2 separate regions of the Mus musculus genome follow, and region 1 is linked to region 2. Evidence: chromatin loops called from intact Hi-C (ENCODE). Cell type or tissue: heart. All regions are shown on one strand.

What was found. Peaks named below come from ENCODE experiments on the same cell type or tissue, not always from the same donor. Only the 100,000 strongest peaks of a DNase experiment are listed, where the experiment ranks them.
Region 1: a loop joins it to region 2, with 2.3 times the contacts of the local background. A loop is called at or near these places in 5 of 42 quality-filtered maps.

What each region holds. Positions count from the first base shown.
Region 1 is chr8:93,840,061-93,848,060 of GRCm38, forward strand. All of the region lies in intron 2 of Gnao1 (guanine nucleotide binding protein, alpha O), which reads left to right. Among named protein-coding and RNA genes, the nearest start is that of 4930488L21Rik, 31 kb to the left of the region's middle. In heart, CTCF peaks have their summits at 1,225 and 4,074 (motif pointing left); DNase peaks (open chromatin) are centred at 1,101, 2,681 and 4,277; H3K27ac peaks cover 1,307 bases.
Region 2 is chr8:93,588,737-93,596,736 of GRCm38, forward strand. All of the region lies in intron 8 of Gm26843 (a long non-coding RNA gene), which reads right to left. Among named protein-coding and RNA genes, the nearest start is that of Ces5a, 57 kb to the left of the region's middle. In heart, a CTCF peak has its summit at 3,301 (motif pointing right); a DNase peak (open chromatin) is centred at 3,305; H3K27ac peaks cover 443 bases.

The DNA of each region.
Region 1 (8,000 bases), 250 kb after region 2:
TGGCCAAGAACCTATGTTTATCTGTAAAAGTCCTGCATATAGTAAGGCTGGTACCCCCCACTTCAACACCGATTGGGTATATACAGTTTCTAATGCAGTTGTTCCAGGTTTTCATGGCGGTTGTGATTTAAGACAATACACTGTGCACTTTTCTCACAATTCTCAGAGTTCAGGGATCGGCAGGCTAGAGTCAAGGTATCCGGCTGCCTGTGCTCCTTTCTGGCCTGTAGAAGAAGATCCCCTTTACTGCTATTTGGGCGCACTCCTTTAATCCCAGCACTCGGGAGGCAGAGGCAGGTGGATTTCTGAGTTCGAGGCCAGCCTGGTCTACAAAGTGAGTTCCAGGACAGCCAGAGCTACACAGAGAAACCCTGTCTCAAAACAAAAAAAGAGAGAGAGAGAGAGAGAGAGAGAGTGTGTGTGTGTGTGTGTGTGTATGTGTGTTGGCAGAATTCAGTCTTTTACCTCTGAGTTCAGACTTCCCTCTTCTGAGGGCTACTCCCCACTTCCAGCCACAAAGTTCTTTTTAAGTGCTTTTGAGGACTCATGTGATTAGGCGGACTGACCTGGATGATCCAGACTAATCCCCCCTCTCGTAACCCTAATGACATCAAATCCCCGTTACCAGGAGAGGTCTGAGATTAGGGTGCAGACACTGCTGGCTGGGAGGCCATTAGTGTGCTCCTCACAGTGACCTGGAGATGTTTGCTTGACTCCTTGGTTTTGTTAACTGAGACCATGATCCTCCCGTTGAGGACTGGATATGGTGTGTAGCTAGGGGGCACATTGGTAGCTTGGTGTCTGTGGGAATTGTTCACCAAGGGAACCTGTTTCAACCGAGGACATATACGTAGAGGTGGTGTTGTTAATGAACTGCCTGAGAAACAAGATCAGAACTTCTTGAGAAGAAAAGAGTGAGTTACAGCCATCCCTGTAGCCCTGCCTCTGTACCACCAAGTGGGCACTGGTCCAGGCATGAGGCTCAGGGAATGTGTGTAGAATGAATGACCGAGAACTCTAAAGAGGAAGTGAGCTGTATCTTAGATGTGCAGCATGCCAGAATTGGAGGAGGGGCTCGAAGCCTCAAGCATTTCATTTTATCCCCTGGGAACCTGAGGCGCAGTGGGGAGGGAGCTGCCCACGTGACAGTGACTGGCAGAGCACCAGCATGCTTGCTTGTATATCTTCTTTTGCAGCATGCTAACCACTTTGTAAAGGTCTCTGTGCCCCGTGGCATAAGCCAAGCCAGGGATTACTCCAGAGGGCGAGGTATTACCTCTGTATCAGCCCCTGGTACAGCTGCAGAAACTGGAGCTAACACGAGGTGGGGAGAGGAAGAGGGAAGAGAGGGGGAGAGATGGAGAGGGAGGACAGAGAATAGCCAACCCCACTCTCCCCTTCTAAAGGCTTCTTCTCTGACTGGCTTTTCCTCAGGCTCCTCAGGCTCCCAAGGCAGCTTCCCGACAGCATGTCAGCAGATACCTACTGCCGACTCTGTGCCTGCACTAATTTCCCTCTGCTCTGACAGAAGGCCATGCAACAGTCAGGAGACTGGCAGTTTAGCCTGCCTGCTTCTATGTATCTATATGATTTAGAACCATTTTTCACCTCCAATCTCAGTTTCCCCTTCTGTAACTCAGCATCTCAAACGATGACCCAGAATTTTAGACCTCTGAGAGAAATAATCAGAGAGCCTCAACTTCAGCCTTGAGGACAGAGCTGTCCTGTTATGCCAAGGGGCTCCCTGGCTTTACTGAGACCAAATAGTCTGATAGCTTGTGAGATCTTCCTCGACAGCTGATAGCACCCTCCCATGGGATCCAGCTAAGGTGGGGCCAACTGGTGCCCCAGATCTCTGGGCCCTGATGTGGTGCCAGTCCGCCCCTGACACGAGTTCTATGAGAAGCCGTCCTGTTACTGCAGAGCAGGATATGGTATTTAGTCTGTGGCTCTGGAATCATGTCTGTTTGGTGAAGGCTGATCAAAATCTGAACTATATGAATAGGACCTGGAAAAGGAACCGGTGTGTGTCCCTACTATGCACAGTCCACTTGGGACGTTGCTGTTGGCTCCTTGCTATTTTTGCAGATGAAGAAGAGCAGACTGGGAAGCGAGTGGAGAAATGCTAACAGAAATTCCCTGGGCCCTCAGAGGATGTGCTGGATCTGGCTCAGCTCAGTCTCCACCCAGGCTCAATCCATCCTGTCTGCCTTAATGAAACGATGGTGGGGGTCACTGTAGCAGGTGGGACTCAGGGAAACGGTAGCATTCACTGCATTGGCAGGATGGAGAGTACTCAATGTTTGCTATATGCGCTGTCCTGGACACTGGGTATTCAGCTCCCCTAGGAAGCTGTGTGAAAGAGAGGCTGCAGCCGGGCAAGAGAAAGTGGGAGGCTGAGGAGGAAGTCATCCTGGCCTAGTCGCTGGGCAAGAGATGGTGGTCACTGGGAGCTTGATTGTGGCAGTAGATGGTGAGAAGTTTCTGGAGTCTGTAGTTAGAGTCAATAGGACCTGCTTATGAGAGGACCATCATCTGCTGATAAGTCAGCAGTGTTGACAGAGAAACCCTTGTCTGTAGAGTTCCCTGTGTCCCCACCAAGGCTCCATCCAGTCTCCTAAAGGACTAAGAAAGAACAGCGTGCACTCTGCTCTTACAAGTCAGCTGGAGCCAGCCAGAGCCAGCCCAGCATAACTCTGTATCAGGCTGTGGAAGCAAAGCTTGAAGAACAGTACCAGGTCTTTGGCCTCAGCACTGGGATGGGCGGCGTGCCCTCAATGGAGGTGCAAACAGCTAGACGTGGTGAGGGGGAAGGGGTAGTAGGAGGAAAATGATCTGTGTGGACTTATGCATCTTTTGATGCCCAAGTATCTGCTTAATATGTTCTGGGCACCTGCATATTTTGTCAATAAATGGTATTTCTTTCAGGACGTGAGAGCTTGGTTTCTGCTGTTATAGGATGATAAACTGAGGAAGAAAAGGCTAAGAAATGTCGCCACATTTGTATGTACGACCACAAATGGCAGAGTTGAGGTCTTGACTGCCCCCAACATTGACCCTTGGAATCCACGTCCTCTTTAGCTCTATGCCTTACTTTAGGGGTTTTAGGGGAAAGTGAGGCTTTAAGACCGGAGAAGAAATAACAGAATATGTCCTAAGGCCACTCAGACTAAGGCCACACCCCACACTCAGACTGTTTGACAGTTTAAAAAAGATGATGAAGAAGAAAAACTAAGTGTAATTCCCTCAATAATGTCCCCTGCCGTGCCACCACCACTCACCAGTTCCTCAGGTCACTGCTGTTCTCCACCTGACCACTGGAATCTGGTTTTGCTCGATCCAGGAGGCATTTATAGCATCCCTCACTCTAGAGGAGCCAGGGTTTAATGGCCTCTGAGGGCTGCCCCTTGGCTTGTTCCCTGCACTATCTCAGGACATAAGCACCCGCCTCCTCTGGCCTGAGCCTGGCCTTGGGTCTTGCTGTGCGTTACTGATCGCCATGCTTAGCTGCCTTCTTCCAGTCCAATGCCAGTTACCAACGTGGTAACAACTGACCCGCTGATACTAAGACCATAGCACCTCTTTCCCTGGCTGAATCCTTACTATTTTGCTTACAAGTGAAGGCCTTTTTCTATTGGCAGCTTTTTGACCTTCTGGTAAAAGTAATGAAGATAATGGCCCATCTCAGCATCACTGGGTGTGGCTGGTGCTGAGCGAATGCTGCTGTCAGGTAGTCTGAAAGGAGCCTGCAGTCTGGCTCTCTGGGCAGCAGAGGCCTGTACTCTCTCCTGGGACAGTGCCTAGCTCTGTTACCCAAAGTGGCATAGCAGGACTGACAGGTAAGTCTCTCCCCAGCATGGCATGACCAGGAAGCCAAGGCTGATGGCACTTTCCAGAGGCAGGGAGAAAAGGCCAGCTTGCCTCATCTAGACAGTGTCTGGGTTCCAGGTGAAGCCGTAGAGGAAGGTGTCCCCAGGTGGACCAGGGCCACACGCAGGCTGGAGTATATAGAGAACCCCATAGAGCAACAGGCCTTGCCAGGCATCGCCACCTAGGGGCCTCTTAGGTGAAAGATTTTGAACCTCTGCCTGTCTGTGTCGTTAGATTATGCACATTAAAATGCATAAGACAAATAGAAAATAGAGAAGTTAACCAAAAATTACTGTAATTAAAAATGCGCTGGTTTTCCTGACTCTGCCGGTGCTGCTCCACCCCCACTCTGCCGACTTAGCCTGCTAGGATTGGACAGCCATGCCGCAGGAAGCGTCGAGCACAGCATGGCCAGGAAATGCAGCAGATCTGCAGTTTTCTTCAGACAGTCTCCCTGCCACACACACACACACACACACACACACACACACACACACACACGTGTCGTGTTTCCTAGCTGTCTTATCCTACTCTGCACTCTGTGAGAGCAGGGATTGTCTATTCCATGATCCCTGGCACACAGTGAGAATTTAGTTAGGTACTTGGTGATTGGATTAACCTTCTCTTTACAAATGCTACTTAGTAAACTTTTGTAATGGAGGATTCCAAAGATGGAGGCGGGATCCTTGGAGGAATAGCTGCTTTTTTGGGGAAGACTTCCCTGTTATCTTTACCTGTGGTTGGGGGCAGGCAGATACAGTGGTTGGCTATCAGCCAACTAGGAGGCACTGTTCTAGGGTGGACAGAGGCATGGAACTTGACCTTCAGGTAAAGTGACGAAATCAGTTCTGTTATCTGTATTTTGGAGATTCAAAACAAAACAAAAACCCCATATGGCCCAGAAACTCAATTTTATCTAATTCCAATGTGCTAAAGCCATGGCTGACAGGCAGCAAGCCTACTGGGAATGCCTGTGGAGTTGGAGAAAGGCAGCTTCTTTGCTCTCCTAGGGCTATCCCATTCTCCCTCCAAGAAGCCCTACTGCAAAGGGAAGGCAGTTGAGCCAGGGCCTCTGAACTCATCACTGGGGTGACCCACATCTGCCTGAGTTCCTTGGGTATCTGCTTACCTTTTTCTTTTAAAATTTCATGTGACTTCGTGCATTCTCCTTATATGGTAAAACAGATCCCTTCCGTTTTATCATAAACATAATGCTTTTGATTGTTTAAGCACTTGGCATAAATAACTTGAAAAACAAACACCAACAAAGAAAACAGAAAACTTCATTAGGGCTGCTGTCTTCTGTTTACCTCTTGGAAAGCTTGCTCCTGCTGTGAGCTCTGCAAAGACCATTGCAGGCTGGGTAGGCGGCCTGGTTTCTTCCATTGCCCACAGTGGGATCTCATGCCACTTGTCCCCTGTGCAAACACAGCTTGTCTGGAGGAAGCAGGACATTCACTTCTGAGCCTGACCATCTGTTATTTCAGACCTGGATGATGGCAGCACCAGGGTGAATGGAGCCTTTAGCAAACAGTGCCTGGCCTGACCCAATGATAAAAGGCTACCTCTCAAGCAGGTTTTATAGCTTGGCCCTGTTGCTTTACTCTGAGAGTTGGTAAGGAGAAGCACATAAAGTAAGAAATATCTTTTTTTTTTTTTTTTTTTGGTCTTTCGAGACAGGGTTTCTCTGTGTAGCCCTGGCTGTCCTAGAGCTCACTCTGTAGACCAGGCTGGCCTCAAACTCAGAAATCCGCCTGCCTCTGCCTCCCGAGTGCTGGGATTAAAGGCATGCACCACCACTGCATCTTGATACGTCTTGAAATAAGCCTTGTGGTTGATTTCATATGGACAGAGTTCTGGTGTGGTATGCAAAACAGACCAGTGAGACTCGACCCAGAAGACCATGGTTCCGATAGCTGAGGGCTCTATGTTGATGCTTCAGTGCCGGGTTCCCCCTTTGACAAGAGAGTGAGATTCTAAGACTTTGACTGACTCTTAGATGGGTTTCTTCACAGCTTTTCTTTTCCTCCTTCTGGGACTCTATTCTAGAGTCATGCCATGGTATCAAACCAGGCCTCTTTCAGAACATCCAACCTAATGTTCCCAGATGGAAAACTGAGCCCAGAGACAGATAGGGAAGCCCCCACCGCAGCATCACCTGACCATAAAGTAGCAGACTGTCAACTTTCTCAATTTCCTAGCCATGGTTAATCTCCACCCTGTGGCTGTATCATGAAACTAAGATTTGGAGACACAGGAAAAGGGGAGGAGATTGAGGTGCACAATTCAAAAATAGAGCAAGCCGATTACGGGGCATTTGGATGCGTTCATGAAAGTGCTTTCTAGACCAGTTCCAGATCCGGCTCAGCCTCCTGTGCAGCCAGGCAGGGCCTATTCACAATGTATCTCCAAGGCCTCTGAAACCCAAGATGGTAAGTGGGCCGGAGGTCTTTCTTACCCAAGGGATAGACTCCCTTTATTTAGATCTCTGACCAAATGCTACTGTGTAACTACTTGTCTAAAACTTCAGCTTATCACTGTTGTTCTGGTGTTTGCAGACTTCTACAGGCTCCCCCACCTCTCATAAATTCATCTTATGTCCTTTCTGGTTTCTTTTTTTTGAATAAATGTTTGAGTACCCAGCTGGGTCCTCTGCTGTGTCTCTGTACCTAGGAGAGTACCTGACATATCCCCTACAAGTATACTGGATAGATAGAACATCTGGGGAAAACTAAGAGGGACTTGGAGCATAGGGGATGGAATTGGAGGGTGAGGTCTAGAGGAGTGGGAACTTTCTCAGAGATGCTTTGGAGGCTCATCTTTGAGTCTTTGAAAAGTCACCAAACTGAGCCCTCACATCAAGGGGGACTTCTGCTCCTTTTGGGCTCTTGTCTTTCCTGTCCTATGCAATGGGGCTCAAGGAAGGTGGTACACACTTAGTTAGAGTGTAGCTACCTAGTATGCTTAGGCAGATCATAGAACAGAGGACAGTGTGGAGGCTGAAGAGCCACCCTCCCTCACAATCATCTGTTTCCTTCTTGTCTGTTGAGTGAGTAGGAACCAATGCTCACACAGGGTAAAACCCTACCCAAAGACTTACAACAACAAGGAATTAATAAAGAGCTTTGTTTTTGGCTAAGCGTTTTGTCTTTTCTCACTCTGATCACCTCCCCTACTGAGGAGAAGATAGTGGAGAAGTGGGGGGGACTGATTGATCTTCCCCAAGGCTTGGTAAGAACCTCCTAATGTTTATACTAAAGTGGTTAACCATCTAAAGCCTTGGAGCTCTGCAGTAGCTTCTGAAGGTATTTTTGCATCCTCAATAGTTCCCAATGAGATAAGATGGTGTTTCTGACTAGAAACAGAGGCTCTGGTGAGCCAGACATTTCCCAGGTTTGTATTCCTTCAAATTCTGATTCTGTTGGCTTTAAACACGTTGTACACCTCTCCTAAAACATTCTAAGGCCAAGTAGAAAGTGTTCTTACATGTATGAAACACCGTGCACTTTACTGTGTTGAAGGTTCTGAGAAATTCTGCAGTCAAGAAAAATCCCTGCAGCTCGTTTTGTATAATTACCAGTTTCCTTTGCTAGTTTGGTCTCAGTTCTCTCTTTGCACGAGATGCTATTAGCCAATGGTCTTTCTCTACCCACAGGAAAGCTGAACTGTGTACACAGGACATCCTGATGTTTACCTTTTAGCGTATACCGGCCTGCTGTTTCTTTATCGCAACAGTAAACTACTCTGGTGGAAAAAAAAATGATATCCAGGCCCTCTCAGAAGTGATGGAGGCCACATTGATATCCAGGCCCTCTCAGAAGTGATGGAGGCCACATTCTCTCCTAACAGATTTTTTGCTTCTTGTACTGAAAGGACAAAGGAAAGATGGGTCTGTAAAGACAGCCCTTTCTTTATAGACTCTGATTCTGGTTTTGTTCCTCTATAAGCCTACAGGCTCTTTCCATTCTGTGGGTACAAGAGAATACAGCTGCCACTACACGAATGGCTTTCACATGTCGGAAAGAACTCACCATTAGGAAATAGCTTCATTGGTGCCCCTGTGGCTAGAGAGATTGTCATACCATGAAGTAGGTTTGCATACACTTGTCATCAGAGAGCATGGCATAATA
Region 2 (8,000 bases):
TTTGGGGAGGGGAAATGATTAAAATATATTATATGAAAAAATCTTTTCAAAACATAATAAATAAAATCAGAGGAGAGTCTGATTTTAAATATGAAGAAAATAAAAAAATCTTCAACAAATGGATAGCTCCCATGAGTGGTTACAGTAACGTTCTCCCTAACAAGGGAAAAGATGCATTCTTTTTAAGAGTGCATTAAGCTCATGCCAGTGGAAGCCAGAGGCATGGATCTTGGAACACACACTAACCAGTTCAGAATAACGGCCACATCAAATACATTCCAAGCTGTAGCAGAATTTATTTGGATTATCAGTAAGAAAGATAAGAGAGGGAGAGAGGAAGGGAGGGAGGGAGGGAGGGAGGGAGGGAGGGAGGGAGGGAGGAAGAGAGGAAGGAAGGAAGAGAGGAAGGGAGGAAGGAAGGAAGGAAGGAAGGAAGGAAGGAAGGAAAAGAAGAAAGGAAGGAAGGAAGAAAAAGAAGGAAGGAAGGAAGGAAGGAAGGAAGGAAGGAAGGAAGGAAGGAAGGAAGGAAGGAAGGAAGGAAGGAAAAAAAGACTGTCAAAAAGAAATTGGAAAATACTTGAAGTGAATTGAAATTGACATACAGCATACCCAAGTTGGCAAAAGGCATCTAAAACCTGGGGAGTGTAGGGTTGATGGATGTTGTCTCCTTAGATGTGTGTGTGTTAGGAAGAAGAAGCATCTCAAAGAGGTAGCCTGGGAGTCTACAAGAAATTTAAAACAAAACAAAACAGACTAACCCCAAAAAATCAGAAAGAAAAGAGCACAGTATGAAGAGAAGGCTAGAGAGACTGCTCAGCAGCTCTGAGCTCTTCCAGAGGACCTGAGTTCAGCTCCCAGCACCCACAGAAAGTCCTCATGGGCACCTACACATGTGACAAACAGACACTTAAAAGGAAACAAAGATAAATCTTTTGGAAGAGCACAATAAAGCTACTGTAAAAACTAAAAATTTAAAAGGAATACAATAGATCGATCAGGCTAAGAGTTCTTTAGTTAATGCCTCTTATGCCCTGATCTTGGGAGCTACTGTATGTTCAGTAATCTAGGCAATGTGGGTCAATCAGCGGGCACATGGGTCACGGGCTACTGTAATGTTCCATGTTTAGTCTAGGGGGTATGTGTCAGCCACAGGCTGACATGAAGACAGTGTGAAGGAGGTTTGAGGACATCGGACTCTTCTGCATTTGATTATGGCAGTGGATATATGAATCTATACAGGAGTTAAAACCCATGGGATTGTATAACTCCTGAATAGTTGGTGCTGCTGTGACCTGTATAGCCTTGGTTTCCATTTAATTTACTTAGCACAAGCTTTTTTTTCCTCTATTACTTTAAAAAGATTTTATCTTAAAAATCAACTCCCAAAGTGTTAAGCCAGCTCAGTGGGGATAAGAAAATGTTTTTGACAAGTGATGCTCGAAGGACTCTCATCCGTGTGGAATCCTGAGTCCCCCTTCTCTACCCATGAAAATAACTTCAGGCAGATCACCGGCCTAAGCACAAAGCTGAAAACCATGAAACTTCCCAAAGAAAACGCCAGGGGAAATAAATACCTGCAGTCTGAGCCTGAACAAAGATGATCTGAGAACATTAAAAGAACCCTAAATGTGAATCAAAACAGTAGATCACGGGACTTAGTTCTTTTTTTTTTTAATCCGTGCTTTTAAGAAGACATCATCTGGACAATGAAGTAGGAAACCTCAAATTTGGAGAATGAGTTGTAAAACTGTATACCTGACAAAGTTGTATCAAATATATAAAGAGCTCCGACAAATCAATAATAAAATATCAGGACAGCTTTTTTAAAAGTGGGTAAGAGCATGGAGGCTACCTCACAAAGGAAGATTATTAATAAGATTAATAAGACACAATTAAATCCATGGCATTTTAGCTGTGGGTGTGAATCCTTACCCACCATTAATGATTATCATGGAAAACACTGGCAACACAAATATGGAGTCTGTGGGCCAAAGGGCACTGCCATGCCTCTATTAAATGAATACTAAATGATGCAGCTGTCTCAGGCAACTGTTTGACAGTTTCTTCTGAATGTATGCTTCTAGGGATCACGTGCTCACAGTGGTGAGCCGGACTGGAAACCCTGAGAGGAGAGCAGAGCGTGGTCTCCCATTGAGGATGCTCTATCTCGGGTTTTGGTTTAAGATGATTACAATCAGCCTGGCACGCGCCACTTAAGAGACACAAGCATCTGGTGACTATTAACTAAACTCAGTCATGAAAAAGGAAATAAGCCATTTGTGGATACAGTGCGTTGTGCAAATCACTTTACCCATTCTCCAGTACTCTCATTGGTTCTTCCTAAGAACCCAGAGATGGTTTTACAAACACAGAACCTAGAAGATCCAAAGGCCAGCGTGATTCCCAGAGCCACACCCCAAGCTTTGGCCAGAGGACCGCAAGAAAGTAGGAGCTGGGACCCCACATCTGAAGTCCCTCACATATTGCCTTGGTTTCCAAGCTGCATCTCCCTCGCTCTCGGGTGTTGCAAGTTTGCCCAAGGGGCACAGTAAATATCATTCTCCGCAGTTTCCATTACTTGACTCTGTCCATAAATTCAAATTCTGCGTAGTTTCCCTGAAACGTTTGAGAACGGCAGCCGCCGGAAATGCCAAAGCATGAACAGGTGTGGCTTCCTTCCTCGTTTGAAATTTCCCGTTTTCACGCTTGCCAAGCGCTAAGAGACTCCCGACATAGCTACTAATGCTGAGTGTGCATGAGAGAAAGAGGACTGGGAAGGGACAGGCTAAAGTCAAGGTCTGCCGCCAGCCACCAAGTGACGTCATCCTAGGCATTCCCCATCTTTGACGTCACCCTAGGCGTTCCCCATCTTTGAGTGTCAGTTTCCTCACCTGCAATGCAAGGAGCCTGGACCGGAGGGGTTTTCTGTAAGCATTTGTGGCTGCAGGTTTAGTATTCTGCTATAACCTCTCATACTAGCATTTCTTAGACCAAAGGAAAAATGAGGTGCCATTGGGCTGAAAGAGACTCGCCTCTGTATATCCTTGATTGATCATCTTCCAATCCCGTGTCCAAGGAGAGATAAGGAATCAGGCAGTCTCACTGTGTTGTGTGGGCAGGAGGGGGGAGGGTTAAGAGAGAGAGAGAGAGAGAGAGAGAGAGAGAGAGAGAGAGAGAGAGAGAGAGAGAGAGAGACTTGGGGGGATTTATTTGGTTTGTCTGCCTGGATAAAGCCTCTCCCCAGGCCCAGAGCATCTTTCTCCATGCCGGTGCAGTGCCGTCTTTACCACTAGGTGGCAGTAGCCGTCACTTGACAAAGAAAAGGGTGTGGGAAGAGCCAGGGGACCTGCCTGCTTGGAGAAAACTAGGCCAAAGCCTGCTTGTTACATCACTTCTAATCGAAACAGCAGGTTACGTCTGGATTTTTCTTTATTACAGGCAACAATGCTAGGAAGCTTCCTGGCTCCTGTGCATTTCAACACTAAATGTTCGACCTGAAATCAGACATGCAATTCCCAGACCCTGGGCTTGGCAGCAGCAGCCCTGCCTACTTTTCCCTGTGTGCAGGTTTCCCTTCCCGAGGCTTCTTGCTGCCTGCCCCATCACGCTCACAGTCATACTTAAAATGTAGCTCTTGCCTTACATTTTAATCGGTTTCCTTCACCAAGTACTTACTGGCTAATACCACTTAGAATGGAGTAGTTATTTACTGAGCACTGAAGTGATTTGAATATAAAATGTCTCCCACAGGCTCCTGTGTTTGTTAAATGCTTGGTCCTCAGCTGGTGGCACTATTTAGGGAGCTCCTCCCCCTCTCCCCAAGTAGTAGGTCACTGGGAAATGCCTTTAAAGGTTATACTGGTACCAGCCCCTTGCTTTCTCTCTGCTTCCTGTCTATCAGGAGGTGTACAGCTTCCTCCTCATACATTCTAGCCATCACCATGCTCAGAACAAAGTCCTTGGGACCACACAACCATCAACCATCGGCTGAACCTTCTAGAACTATGAGCTAAAACACATCCTTCCTCCTCAGACAGTGTCCTCTCAAACAGTTGGTCAGTGCTAACAAGCTGTCTAATAAGTGTTCTTACTAGGTGCAGAAGCATCATTTGAAATAAGGTTCATATTAATGGCCCTGAGATCAGTAGCTTCCCTATGGCCCTACAATAAGGCAGTGTTTGAGCCCTGCTCTGTGTGCTTCCAGGGACTCGCCCCCTCCCCCCATCTGCTCTTCCTACAAAGAGAAATTGGGCTGCCAAAGGCAAGGGGGCATCAAACACTCCGGGAACCTATAAGTTCCAATGTGGCTACAATTCGGCCACCTCAACCCATGCCATTCAGATCTCAGTGGGTTTGTTCTGTAGTTAGATCCGGTGCTCACTGAGGCCCTGTGATGGAATTCACTGTTTGTTGAACCTGAAGCAGCAGCACCCCTAAAGCAAAGACAGTTTAATTGGTCAGTATTTGCCATGCCTGCCTAGTTACCTAAATGACCTGGGGGGGGGTAACCTAAAAGTGTCGGTCTTTGGACCCCAATACAGATCCGCTGAAACCACATCTGCCTAGCAATCTAATTTTTTTAGCAAGTGAATCAGATGATTCTAAAGGATCAGAAAGTTAGGGTACCACCCTGGGTGGTTGTCATGGCTCCCAGCCCTGTCCCAGTCGATCCCACCACCACCACTGGATGGACTCTTGGCCCAACTCTACAGACTCTGCAAACCTGCCCTCTGCCTCCAGCCCAGCTCCTCGAGCCTCCCCAGCCCACAAGCATGTGAAAATGCCTTCCTTCCTGCTGGGCACTTAAGTTCTCAGGGGAGCTGAGATGGCTTAAATAATGAATGGAATTTTCAGCAGCATTTGGAATTCACTTAAGCAAAGGAAACTCAATAGCCAGAGCGCTCCTTAAGATCCATCCTTTCTCTGGGTGGGAAGGAAGCCGGACAGCTTCTCCCTGATTTCCTAACATACAGATCAGGATACTTCAGTCAGACTTGACTCCTGGCTTCCATATTGCTCATCTGGAAGCTATCATTTCTTCCACTGCCCTAGTGGAGATTTTGAGAATCCCTGAGTTCAGATGGTATTTCAGACCCTGGGGCAGGATGACTGACCCCTATATCTCCATGGAAATCTTCATAGAAACAAACAAACAAACAACAAAGAAGCCCCCAGGCACCACCTAGCCCAGTCCTCTGTCTTCTGATCGAAATCTTTCTTTGCTGTTCCTAATTAAAGTTATCAGAAAGCATTAAATGAGCACAGTTTGCTGGGTGGTGTATTTGGGTTGGTTGGTTAGTTGGTTGGTTAGTTGGTTGGTTGGTTGGTTGATTGATTTTTTTGGTTTGTTTGTTTTTGGTTTTGTTTTGTTTTGTCTTTTGATTGTCTTGTGTTTTTTGTTTGTTTGGTTGGTTTTTTTGATTGTTTGTCTTCTTCCTGCCACAGTCTCTATCTCAGGCCCCGGAAATAACCTCACTCACCAGAACCAGACCTGACCTTTATATCGCTAAACCAAGCCTTTGGGTTAAGGAAGTAATGTGTGAAGAGTTAATATCCCTGCCTGGGCTGAAAGACTGCTGTATCAGTCAGCAATTGATGTAATAACAACACATAACAACTACCCCAATACCTGGTGACTCAGAGCACAACACAAACCAGCCCCAGTCCCACTGCAGTGCCCTCCTGGACATCTTTCCAGCCCTTGCTCCCCTCCTGTTTGCAGACTCATCAAATAGTATCACAGAACAATCTTGCCAGCCTGGTGATTCTCTTTCTGGTTTCAGGCACATGACAAAAAATTCTAAGACACGATGAGACCATATAAAATTAGAAAGAGGCTGGAGAGAAAAAAAAGACAAAACAAAACATGTAAGCTGCAGAGAAACCAAGGACAGTGACAAACTGAAATGCACAGGAAGGGCTGGAGGATGGAAGGGGGGAGCACTGTACCCAGATCTTAATTAAAATATACAAATTGTAAAAAATAAAATTTTTAAAAAGTCCTAAAAGAAAATTCTAACTAAAATCCTAAGGTATATAAGGATGTAAATGCTCAGACAGAGAAGAAGGATAATCCTGTCAGAAAGCAAGAAATAAAAGAAAAAATAACGGATTTTAATATTTTCACCAGAGAGAAACTGGACACAAGTCAGCATAGGTCAATAGCTCAAAGTGCATCAGCCTTTTACGATGGGTTAAATGTACGAGAACACAACTTAATATGAATAAAATGTGCTCAACACTGACAGAAGGAAGTGTTTCAGTAAGTGTGAATGGGTCAAAATTCCTACTGAGTGACAGAGATTGTTAAAGTAGAATCTTAATATAAAATACAGCTAAATGTGGCTTATTAGTCATATACAAAGCAAAACCTCACTAAAAGAGTGGAAAATGTATTTATGCCAATTCTAATTAAAACAATGTACTCCGAGGATAATTATGAGTTAAGGTGAAGATGAAAGGAGCTAGGGAAGAGCTATTCCAACTTGATGAAATAAACTATCAAGGGGTTGGGTGTAACTCAGAGGCAAAGTGTTTGACCAGTATCAACAGCGGCCTTTGTTTAATCCTAGCACCACAAAAGCAGATATGCAAAGAGCATGTAATATTCATAAAGACAGCTCTACTCCTGCGCACCTGAAAGCATAGATTTACTACATAAAGGAAAAACTAAAATGTCACGAGGAGAAGGTGGCCATTTCTCACTATGGCTATGTGTCTTATTCTCTAGCTCTGAGAACTATACATCAAACAGCTGTAGGTCCTGCAAAGAAAGGGGAGACCTGAATATCACAACTTGGAAGTGTGACTAAGAGCCTGGGATATAGGTCAGTAGTGGCAGAACACCTGCCTGGTGTGCACAAGGCTCTGGGTCCAATTGGCAGCACTGTAGGAGAAAAAAATTACTCATATACTAAGTTACAAAGGGAATGTCAACAAATCCTATCAAGAGGCAATCAGATAGGTTGTCTTCTATGGTAGAAAGCAGAAAATATAACAAATAGCTAGCCAACCTGTGTGACTTAGACTGTTAAACACTTTTTAAATGACCCCTGGTTAACAAATAAAAAATAATAAGCTATCTATAAATGCATAATGAGGAGAGGTTGTGTATCCAACAATATGAAGGTATATACCGAAGCTAGGAAAACATGGTCTTAAATTTCATAAAGAAGAGAATTGGAAGAATGAAAGTGAGCCTTTTTCTAATTCATTAAGTTAGAGGAAAACAAGTAAACCTAGTAGAATTGGAGGCAAAGAATAAAAAATATAAAATGCACAATTAGCAAGCTATGAAACAAAAAAAATAATGGCATAGATCAATTAAAAAGCTGGTTCTTTGAAAGTATCAATAAGCTTGGCGTATAGCTTATGAAAGACTGAGGCCATAAGAATAGGGTGGAAGATAATAAAACAACATTAGGATGAAGTAAAGGGGTATAACAGGCAAGATATTTTTATTTTAGAAAGATTCATTTTTATTTAGAAATTCATATAGCATACAACTTACCCCCTTACACAATTCAGTGTGCCATTTAGGATTGTTATGTATATATGTGTGTATACATGTTCACCTATGTGTGTTGTATGTACGTGGGGGCACACATATACATGTACACCCATATGAATATAGGTGTGGACACCCAAGAGTGTCTTCTTCAGTCATGTGCTGCATATACTGAGATTTGGTCTCCTGATGGACCTAGGGCTTTCTGTCTCTTCTAGTCTGACTAGCCAAATTGCCCTAAGAAGTCCCTGTTTCTGCCTTCCATCAAAGTCATTGGCTTTTTCATGGATTCTGGGAGCTGGTTCTCACACTCACCAACACTTCATTTGGATAGCCATCTTCCCAAGCCCTCATTGATTTTGTTATGCTATTGCCAATACCAATTTTTCAACTTCTTGACAATGCCATAATGTAAACCATGTATTGTGGTCACAGTGATCATAGCAGGCACCCCCTTACCCTCTTATGTCTTCCCATACATGCTGACTTCCTA